2 separate regions of the Homo sapiens genome follow, and region 1 is linked to region 2. Evidence: read pairs that join two places in POLR2A ChIA-PET (ENCODE). Cell type or tissue: MCF 10A. All regions are shown on one strand. Links, peaks and the distances in the headings refer to the core of each region. The heading gives the core; the rest is flanking DNA.

Region 1 (5,389 bases), core at 99-5,098, 58 kb after region 2:
GACTGTACTGTCATTTCTCAGTTTACTTTCTGTTCTGTTCTTTTATCATCTGTAGGCTTTTAGATTTCTGAGAGAAATCTTTACTATATGAGTTCTCAAAGGCTTTACAGGTGTTTAAGTAAACTGTATGAAAGTTGGCAAGTTGGGGTTATGATGATAATTTAACTATGTTGCAAATTAAATTCTGGTAAAAGCTCTCTAATATATGACATGAATCATTATGTATGAATACGTATTATATTTTGTATGTATATATATGAACATATTTTATATTTGTATTTATATTTCTTCCATCTAATTCTTAGTTGTGGTGGGAGGACTAAAAATATTCAGAGTGCTGTAAACTTTTCCCAAAAAGTCATGTATTTATTTTAGTTTCTTATTTTTCTATGTCATATAAGAATTCCTTTTCCTTATTTTAAAATATAATTTTAATTATAATTTATATATTAAATAGGCAGTACAATCACATGGTTCAAAACTCTAGAGGTACAAAAAGGTGAAGATACATCCCTGAAAGTAACTCTTCTTTTTGTTCATTATTTCACACATCTTTGCCAACCTTGTGACCCCAGGATTTGAAAGGTAAAAAAAAAGTAGTTTTTCTTAGTGTTTAAGTTTGTGACATTGACCTGTTAGATAAAATATAAACTCTTTAATCTGATGTTCCAGGCTATGTGTAACTGATCCCAGCTTAGTCTTCCAATTAGACATTAAGAAGACTACATGCACTTTCAGTGTTAAGTTGAATTTATGAAGACCAAATTACATTAAGAAGTATTAATTTCAGATCCACTTCTTTGGGTGGCTTAAGCAAGCATTTCTCTGTTGACCATGGAGTGATATAGAGATACATGAGCCTTGATGTAAATAACCTACTTTTGAAATAAATTTTACAAAGAACAGAAAAAAGCATTAATTAGAAACAAACTTGGTGTGTTTTGTGGGATATGGACTGTCATGAGTAAAAGTGGAAGCAGGGATACCAGCTAATAGGCTGTTGCAGTAATTCAAACAGCAGAGTAGTAGGTGGTGAGAAATGGTCAGACATATGTAACACACACATACCCTCACACACACTCAGCACCACCACACTTTATTGAGGTATAATTTACACTTGCATATAGTAAAATGCATCCATTTTAAGTGTACAGTTCAGTGAGTTTTGACAATTTTATGTACCCATGTAGCTGGATAATAAATTTTTTTAAAGATATAGTTAGCAGGACTTACTGATGGATTAGATATGATGTAAAGTAAGAGACAATCAATAATGACTATAGGTTTTTGGCCTGAGCAACCAGGTGAATGTAATATTAATTGAAGGGATAGGGGAACACTTGGGGAGGAAAAGGTTTGGTGTGAGGGAGAAATCAAGAATTCTGTTTGCTTTTCGTTTGGGACATCCAGATGGAGATCTTAGTTAAGCAGTTAATTATAAAAGTCTCAAACTCAGAGGCTGGATCATCTTAGTATGTAAGTAGTAGTTATAATCATGGGGCGATAGAAAATTTCCTATGCATTAATACAGATTGAGAAGAGGATTGAAGACTGAGCCTTGAGGCACTTCAGCATATAGAGGTGAGGAAGGAGAGGAGGAGCCAACAAAGGAGACAGGAAACAAGCAGTAGTGAGATAGGAAAATTGGGAGAGCGTGTTTTCTAAGAAACCAACTGCAAAAAGTGTATTAAGGGAGTATTTGGCTGTGTCAAATACTGTTGAGAGGTTGAGCAAGGTGACCGTTGGATTTGGCAAGATGGAAAGAACTAATGATTTTGAGGAATGGTTCAATGGAGTGGTGGAGATGAAGACTTGATTAAGTTGGCTTAGAGGAAAGGAAGTGATTACAGTGAGTATGATGATTTTTTTGGAGTATTTTGCTACAAAGCAGAGAACTAGGTAATACTTGGAGAGAGACAAGGGTTCAAGGTACATTTTTTGCTTGGCAGATATTGCAACATGTGTAAATGCTGGTGGAAATGATTGGTAGAGAAGGAAAAATGGATGATGTGGTGGGAGAGGAGGTAACCTTAGGACAGAAAAGTCTTTGAGTGAGAGAAAGAGAAAAGGATCCAGAACACAAGTGGAAACGTTGAACTTAGGTAGAAGCAGGGACCATTCATTGTTACAAGGGGAGAAGCAGGGTACATGGGTAGAGAAGCAGATAGGTTGGTAGATTTGGTTGGGAAGGATGTGGACATTCTGTTTTCTCAGGGAAATGATATAAGAAATCATCTGCTGGGAGGGAGGTGACAGTTGTTGAAGAACTGAGGAGATGAGGTATGAAGTTGTCAAAGTGAGAATGAATTGACTAGGGAAATGTAGGGGGATTGCTGGGTAGTAGTGATGACCTTCTTAACTTTGTGATTATAAATTTTAAGTGAATGCAACCAGCAAGTTTGCATATTTTAATCCAACTGTGTTCAGTGCTTTGGTGCAGGCATGGAATAGATAGAGTTGGATTTGACCAGGATTGGATTTTGTCAGGAATGTATAACTGAGGGGAAGAGAGACAGGGAAATTGAGAGCAAATGTGCAGGAGTGGTTTTAGTGATGAACCATGGAATATAAGCTGGAAAAGGAGAAGGTAAGTACGTGAAAGATGGGATAGTCAGTGAAAGCATGAAAAGGATAATGATTGAAAGATTTTAAAGAGGTTGAAGAATTGTTGGGGTTGGGAGCTGGAAAGATGGGAGGTGGAAGAGTGTGAGATGCTTGATTTTGAGGATGTGGTTAATGTTAATGACAAGATACTGGTGGTGTCCTTGGATCACATGTGCATATCTGTTTACAAAAATGAGCACATATCCCAATATATTTTTAATATACTGCATACATGAAATATGAGTATACTTTAATTTCCTTTAATAAAATAAATACCTTTAAAATAAATAAATTTAAGTAGAATTTCTTGCTGTGTTTGAGTAGATAATCTTTTGCACCTTCCAGGTATTCCTATTCCTTGTTAGAGACTATAGCTATTAGTATATAACCATGAGAGTTGGTGGCTGAGGTGAAATGGAGTAAAAGATTTTTTGGGTATGAAGAGGGTGGTCAAGGAATTTAGAGGCCAATGTGTGGACAGATTATTTGTGTGGCTCTTGAAGTTGCCAAGAATAATGGGAGGAGAAACATTTAAGACAGGGAGTCAGGTGCTAAACTCTTTTTTTTTTTTTTTTTGAGACAGAGTCACACTCTGTTGCCCAGGGTGGAGTGCAGTGGCTCATTGCAACCTCTGCCTCCTGGGTTCAAGTGATTCTCATGCCTCAGCCTCCTAAGTAGCTGGGATTACCGGCATGTACCACCATGTCTGGCTAGTTTTTTTGTATTTTTAGTAGAGACAGGGTTTTGCTATGTTGGCCAGGCTGGTCTCGAACTCCTGTCCTCAAATGATCTGCCCACCTCAGCCTCCCAAAGTACTGGGATTACAGGTCTGAGCCACGGCACCTGGCCTGGTGCTAAAATCTTTAATGTATGAGGGGAGAGATGGGGCAGAAGGTTAGATGACTGCAAAAGGAAGAGGCAAGGTAAGAAAGGTATTGTTCCCTAGTTTCTAGGCTTGCTTCTAGAGAGGTTAGTTTGCAGTACTTTCTATGTTGCAAGTTATGTGAATCTTGAACATCTTATTCCTTGAAACAAAATAGCGCAGTCTTTTCTATATTGTAAGTTGTCAAAGGCATATGATTTTAGCAAATGCTAAATTGATGTTACTTGTTTGTAATTTCATGATAGTATCTTATAAACTGATTTTTTTTAAATTGTAATTGTTACATATTGTGTTTTTTCCAGATTTTAAGTCTTTATTCTATGTGAAGAACAGTTTTACAAAATTCAATTGTGGTGGGTTCTTTAAGGAATATAGTGGAGCCACTTAATGCCATAATTGGATATTGATGTGCTTACATCATGATTATGTCTACACATGACTCAAAATATGCCTCTAGATCAAGAGTTGGCAGGCAAACTCTGGCCTGATCCAAACTGGCTCTTTTGTTCTCTAAAAAAATAGAGAACAAATTTTTTTCTGTAAATATTCACACTTTGGGAGGGGCTGAGGTGGCAGGATCCCATGAACTCAGGAGTTCAGTAGTTCAAGACCAGCCTGGGTAACATGGTGAGACCCTATCTCTTAAAAAGAAAAAAAGAAAGAAAGAAAAAGTTTGCTGACTTCTGCTTTAAGTCGTGGGAGTTACTTGCAGCTAGTGTTTAGGGAATACAGAGTCTAGCACCTTTCTGTGTTCTCTGTGCTCAGGCTCTAAACTATTAGTTTAGTCTTATTCCACTCAAACTACATAAGTAACAGAGAAGAGACCATTGTGCCAGTTTTCCAGCCTTATAGAAAGAAACTTTAGAACAGCTTCTGAAAACATTGAGGTCTGTGTCTGTGTAAAATACATATTTTCTGGCTGTGTGACCTTGGATGAATTATCTCTTGGTACTTCTTCAGTAGTGGAGATGATAATAACACTACTTCCAGCATAGAGTTGTTTTGAAGATTAAGTAAGATAATACCTGTAATAAAGGGGTTAGAACAGTGTCTGACAGAGTAAGCACCCAGAAAATTTTACCCATTGTTGTTATTATTTTTTATCTGATAAATAAGCAATGAGTGATGAAGAGAACTATCTAGAGAGAAAGGTTAGAGTAGGTGGGAAGAAGACTGTAAATATAACCTGAACTTTTAAGAGTGTTAGAGAAAGATGAACTAGCATAGGTTGGAGTGACCAGGGAGGTAGGAGTAACCAGGGAATGTGCCTGCAGAAGTACAGTGCTGAAATGAGCTAAGTTTTGACAATACTTTGACTTTTGGGGAGAGGAACTACATATTTTTGCTTCTGAAGCAAAATCAATTCCTATGGTTTTATAACTTTATTTCCTTTTTATAATAATTTCAAGCAAATGTTGGGCTAAGAAAACTAACTTAATTTCTCCAAAGTAGAATTAATTTGCCAGCATTTGTGTATGCATGTCTGTGTGTTCGTATGTGTCCTGTAGCGATGTTTTATGATATTTATGATGTATTTCTTTTCTTTTTTTCTTTTGAGACAGAGTCTTGCTCTGTCACCCAGGCTGGAGTGCAGTGGCACAATCTTGGCTCACTGCAGCCTCCACCTCCCGGGTTCAAGCAATTCTTCTGCCTCGGCCTCCCGAGTAGCTGGGACTATAGGTGCATGCCACCATGCCCAGCTAATTTTTTGTATTTTTAACAGGGATGGGGTTTCACCGTGTTAGCCAGGATGGTCTCGATCTCCTGACCTCGTGATCCGCCTGCTTCGGCCTCCCAAAGTGCTGGGATTACAGATGTGAGCCACCGTGCCCAGCCGAGTCACCGTGCCAAGCCATTTTATGATGTATTTCTTTTCTTTTTTTTTTTTGGTATTTTAAAAAT
Region 2 (5,389 bases), core at 278-5,277:
TTGACTAGGAAAGGGAACTCCCTGACCCCTTGCACTTCCCGAGTGAGGCAATGCCTCGTCCTGCTTCGGCTCACGCACCCGCTGACCTGTGCCCACTGTCTGGCACTCCCTAGCGAGATGAACCCGGTATCTCAGATGGAAATGCAGAAATCACCCGTCCTCTGCATGGCTCATGCTGGGAGCTGTAGACCGGAGCTGTTCCTATTCAGCCATCTTGGCTCCAACCCACCCCAGGAATATTTTCTTGAGTGAGTTTCTTAATCCTGAGTTCTAGTTTGATTGCACTGTGGTCTGAGAGACAGTTTGTTATAATTTCTGTACACCAATAACAGACAAACAGAGAGCCAAATCATGAGTGAACTCCCATTCACAATTGCTTCAAAGAGAATAAAATACCTAGGAATCCAACTTACAAGGGATATGAAGGACCTCTTCAAGGAGAACTAGAAACCACTGCTCAAGGAAATAAAAGAGGATACAAACAAATGGAAGAACATTCCATGCTCATGAATAGGAAGAATCAATATCGTGAAAATGGCCATACAGCCCAAGGTAATTTATTGATTCAATGCCATCCCCATCAAGCTACCAATGACTTTCCTCACAGAATTGGAAAAAACTACTTTAAAGTTCATATGGAACCAGAAAAGAGCCTGCATCACCAAGTCAATCCTAAGCCAAAAGAACAAAGCTGGAGGCGTCACGCTACCTGACTTCAAACTATACTATAAGGCTACATTAACCAAAACAGCATGGTAATGGTACCAAAACAGAGATATAGATCAATGGAACAGAACAGAGCCCTCAGAAATAATGCTGCATATCTACAACTATCTGATCTTTGACAAACCTGAGAAAAACAAGCAATGGGGAAACAATTCCCTATTTAATAAATGGTGCTTGGAAAACTGGCTAGCCATATGTAGAAAGCTGAAACTGGATCCCTTCCTTACACCTTATACAAAAATTAATTCAAGATGGATTAAAGACTTAAACGTTTGACCTAAAACCATAAAAACCCTAGAAGAAAACCTAGGCAATACCATTCAGGACATAGGTATGGACAAGGCCTTCATGTCTAAAACACTGAAAGCAATGGCAACAAAAGCCAAAATTGACAAATGGGATCTAATTAAATTAAAGAGCTTCTGCACAGCAAAAGAAACCACCATGAGAGTGAATAGGCAACCTACAGAATGGGAGAAAATTTTTGCAACCTACTCATCTGACAAAGGGCTAATATCCAGAATCTACAATCAACTCAAACAAATTTACAAGAAAAAAACAAACAACCCCATCAAAAAGTGAGTGAAGGATATGAACAGACACTTCTCAAAAGAAGACATTTATGCAGCCAAAAAACACATGAAAAAATGCTCACCATCACTGGCCATCAGAGAAATGCAAATCAAAACCACAATGAGCTACCATCTCACACCAGTTAGAATGGCGATCATTAAAAAGTCAGGAAACAACAGGTGCTGGAGAGGATGTGGAGAAATAGGAACACTTTTACACCATTGGTGGGACTGTAAACTAGTTCAACCATTGTGGAAGTCAGTGTGGCCATTCCTCAGGGATCTAGAACTAGAAATACCATTTGACCCAGCCATCCCATTACTGGGTATATACCCAAAGGATTATAAATCATGCTACTATAAAGACACATGCACACGTATGTTTATTGTGGCACTATTCACAATAGCAAAGACTTGGAACCAAGCCAAATGTCCAACAATGATAGACTGGATTAAGAAAATGTGGCACATAAATACCATGGGATACTATGTGGCCATAAAAAAGGATGAGTTCATGTCCTTTGAAGGGACATGGATGAAGCTGGAAACCATCATTGTCAGCAAACTATCGCAAGGACAAAAAACCAAACACCGCATGTTCTCACTCATGGGTGGTAATTGAACAATGAGAACACATGGACACAGGAAGGGGAACATTACACACTGGGGACTGTTGTGGGGTGGGGGGAGCGGGGAGGGATAGCATTAGGAGGTTTACCTAATGCTAAATGATGAGTTAATGGGTGCAGCACACCAACATGGCACATGTATACATATGTAACAAACCTGCACATTGTGCACATGCATCCTAAAACTTAAAGTATAATGATAATAATTTAAAAATTATAAGTCAAGTACTAAATAAGTCCCCAGGTGGCCTAAGTAAGGCATTCCCTGGCATCCATAGTATTCAACCTGCAGCCAGGGATGGAGTTCTGTGGAGTTGAGGAATCTAAATCAATAATCTTAGAATGAAAAGGGCATCACTGTCAATTGACTTGGGCTTTCTCCAGTCTTTTAGTATTCAGCAAAACATTGTTTATTTAACTTGATTAGAAAGGTCAGCCCAAATCTACGAGGAGGGACCAAGACAAATGAACAAGTTCTTGATAATGGAAGTGATTTATTGGTTTCCAGTATGGACTCCAATTCAAGTTCTCAGTAATAGCAGATTGGGTTTCTGTTCCTCCTACTGAAACTGACAAGAAAGAGTGAAATTGGTAGGTTAATTCCACAAACACCAGAAAATTCTTATAAACAACTTAGGTAATAATTAGCTCAAACATTCTTCCTTCAATATTTACATCTGCAGGTCTCAACAGGACACACCGATATGTTGCAAGCAACTTCATACCAATCATAGTAGAAGTATCAAAGTTCGCAAGTGATTCACTTTTAACAATAAATCCGAGAACATTTAAGGTTATCACAATAATATCACAGTCACACGTTTGCATTTCCATGTGCTTCTTAAGAGAAAAGGCAGGGGTGGGTTACAGAGATGGAGTCAGGAAATGCACATGGGTCTGTGTTGCTCATGCCAACACTGTTCTTGTATTGTCACAGAAAAAAAAAAAACAGAGAAGGAGAGAACTGCCTTACATCATCAATTTTCTTAAAACCTTTTATCATATGAAGGTAAAACTAAACCTTGCTCGCTCAACTTCCTAATTTTAGGCAATGATTGGAATTCAGTTTAACTTACTGTCTAACCCTCATATAGCAAGGAATGTGGACCTTGAAGACTTATTCACCGCTAAGGTTTTATGAGTATTGTGGTGAAATGAGGCATGGCATGGAAGAATAGTATAATCTGGACAAACTGTGGCATTCCTGGTAAACCCCAAAGGGTGGCACCACCTTGGTGAGGTCACCTCAGGCCAGTCTTGCAGACTGAGAAACTCACCATTGCTAGGGCTCTGACTCTTTTCAGACTGAGACAACTGACTTGAGCTGCTGTCGAAACTTTCAAGAAGTTGCTGTATAATGTTATTCACTTACAGATGTTATTCACTTAAAATGGAGGATACTTCTTTCCAATTACTAAAGCTGCTTCTTTCCTGATCTCATAATACCCGGAGAATTGAATTTATGATTGTAAGTTTGGGTGGGAAACACGGAGTCAGAGAAAAAAGTGGAGAATGATCTTAAGAATATCGTCCAGGCCATGATGAGGTATGTAGAATTATCCTTGACCCACAAGAGACTTCTTCAGTTACCAGACTGAGTGAGTTCCCAGAAGCTGAGCACACTCTCCTCTGAAAAGTGCTGGACAAACTTTGCCAATTTCTTACTCTTAGGGTCTCCTTTTTTTGTGCTCTGAGCTTCCTGAGTCCCTTCCATTCAAACAATTGGTTCAGTTTCAGGAAATTACTGTAACAGTTAGGGTTCTGTGGTTATGTATAATAGAAAGTGACTTCAGCTAACTTGAGCACAAAAGTGGAATTTATTGGAAGAAGCTGAGAACTATTACAAAATTGAATGAAAAGCTGAAGTCCCAGATCTTTAAAAGAATCCATGGAGCTGCTCTGAGGATGCTTGCTACTTGGTAGGGGGAAGCAGACACTTAAATAAAAAGAAGTGCCAGGTAGGTGAGTGCAGTGGCTCACGCCTATAATCCCAACACTCCCGGAGGCTGCTGTGGGAGAGTCAGTTGAGACCAGGAGTTTGAGACAAGCGTGGGCAACGTATTGAAACCTCATCTCTAGAAAATTTTTAAAAATTAGCTAGGTGTGGTGGTGGAGCTATGATTGTACCACTGGACTCCAGCACTCTAGCCTGGGTGACAGAACAAGATCTCATCTCTTAAAAAAAAAAAAAAAGCAATTAAATGTGGCAGTATCACTATAGAAATATGCTAAAAATAAAAGGAATTACAAAGGAGGGATTGGTCAATTGTCCCTGGTAAGGGGTAGGGATAAGTTTCAAGGTAAAGAAAGGCTTCATAGTGGAGGTAATATTTGAGTCAACTCTTAAAAGTAGATTACTTTTAAGTAATCTTATTAGTAGAGTTGATGTTTGCTTGATGGCCAAAGAAAGAAAAGGTATTCAAGGCGCAAAGACACAGAGTTGTGAAAGAGTATGGCATATTCAAAAACATGAATGTCATTCCATATACCTTCAGCGTGGCTTGGTGATGTGGAGTTTCATGAGAAAAATGAGACTGGAGAGGGAGCAGAAGACTGACTGATCACAAAGAACCATGTAGCAATAAACTGTGGTCGTAGAAGAGCAGTATCAGATCCAAAAAATAAGTTTTATGTATAAAACTTCTACAAACAAGAAACTTAAAAAAAAAAAGGACTCATAGAGATTATTTTTCCCTTCTTCCTTCTTCCTTCTTCCTTCCTTCCTTCTTCTTCTTCACTCTGACAACTGATTCCCTCCCCACCAACCTTCCTGTTCCCCATACACACAAATCTACAATCATCCATGATATTTCATGCCCACAGTTGTTTTTAAAATCTTAGAATAAGGCCATCCGTACAAAGTAATCTCATCAAGACTGATCAGACTTCATCTCCTTGAGAACAATTCTCTGAAAATCTTACCCTGGTAGCAGAAGATTGTGACAGTAATAATTTGAGCAATTTCCAGTAGCTAATTTCCCTTGGTAAGAAAAAATATTAAACCTGCTTCTCTAATCCATACTTGGCCTCCAGATGTGTTCAAACTAGTTCTTCCAGCTGGAGCTACAGAGGGTAATTCATAGAGCCAAAACTAAGTCTCAGACTATTCTGGACTCTTTTTCCATCATCCTCATGGATATGGTAATGTAACATGTGGCACATCCAGACATAAATAAAACTTGGGAAGGAAGAATTCTGAAGGATTTTGTCCATTCTGGGCACAAGAATCTTGACCATAATAGTGAGTGTGCATTCAGCTCAGGTACCTATGAAATTTTAGAGTCTTTTAATTTTGGAATTTATGAAGACAACCAATGGATTTGTTGAGAACAACTAAGTCTTCTTTCCGAAATGAGAGTTTAATACTTACATATTTTCTCATATACAGTTAAATGTAGTAAAGGGTGTTTTGTATTTAATATATTATTTATTGTGTATTCCGCAGTCTTTGTCCTTTCCTTA

What was found. Peaks named below come from ENCODE experiments on the same cell type or tissue, not always from the same donor. Only the 100,000 strongest peaks of a DNase experiment are listed, where the experiment ranks them.
Region 1: POLR2A ChIA-PET joins it to region 2 with 5 read pairs; 10 of 35 experiments call an interaction of 5 or more read pairs at or near these places.

The regions. Positions count from the first base shown.
Region 1 is chr2:62,710,091-62,715,479 of GRCh38, forward strand. The region is part of intron 2 of EHBP1 (EH domain binding protein 1); the gene reads left to right. Among named protein-coding and RNA genes, the nearest start is that of EHBP1, 7.1 kb to the left of the region's middle. In MCF 10A, for the core only: no CTCF peak of the experiment used is centred there; no DNase peak of the experiment used is centred there.
Region 2 is chr2:62,651,505-62,656,893 of GRCh38, forward strand. No RefSeq gene overlaps it. Among named protein-coding and RNA genes, the nearest start is that of EHBP1, 52 kb to the right of the region's middle. In MCF 10A, for the core only: no CTCF peak of the experiment used is centred there; a DNase peak (open chromatin) is centred at 2,677.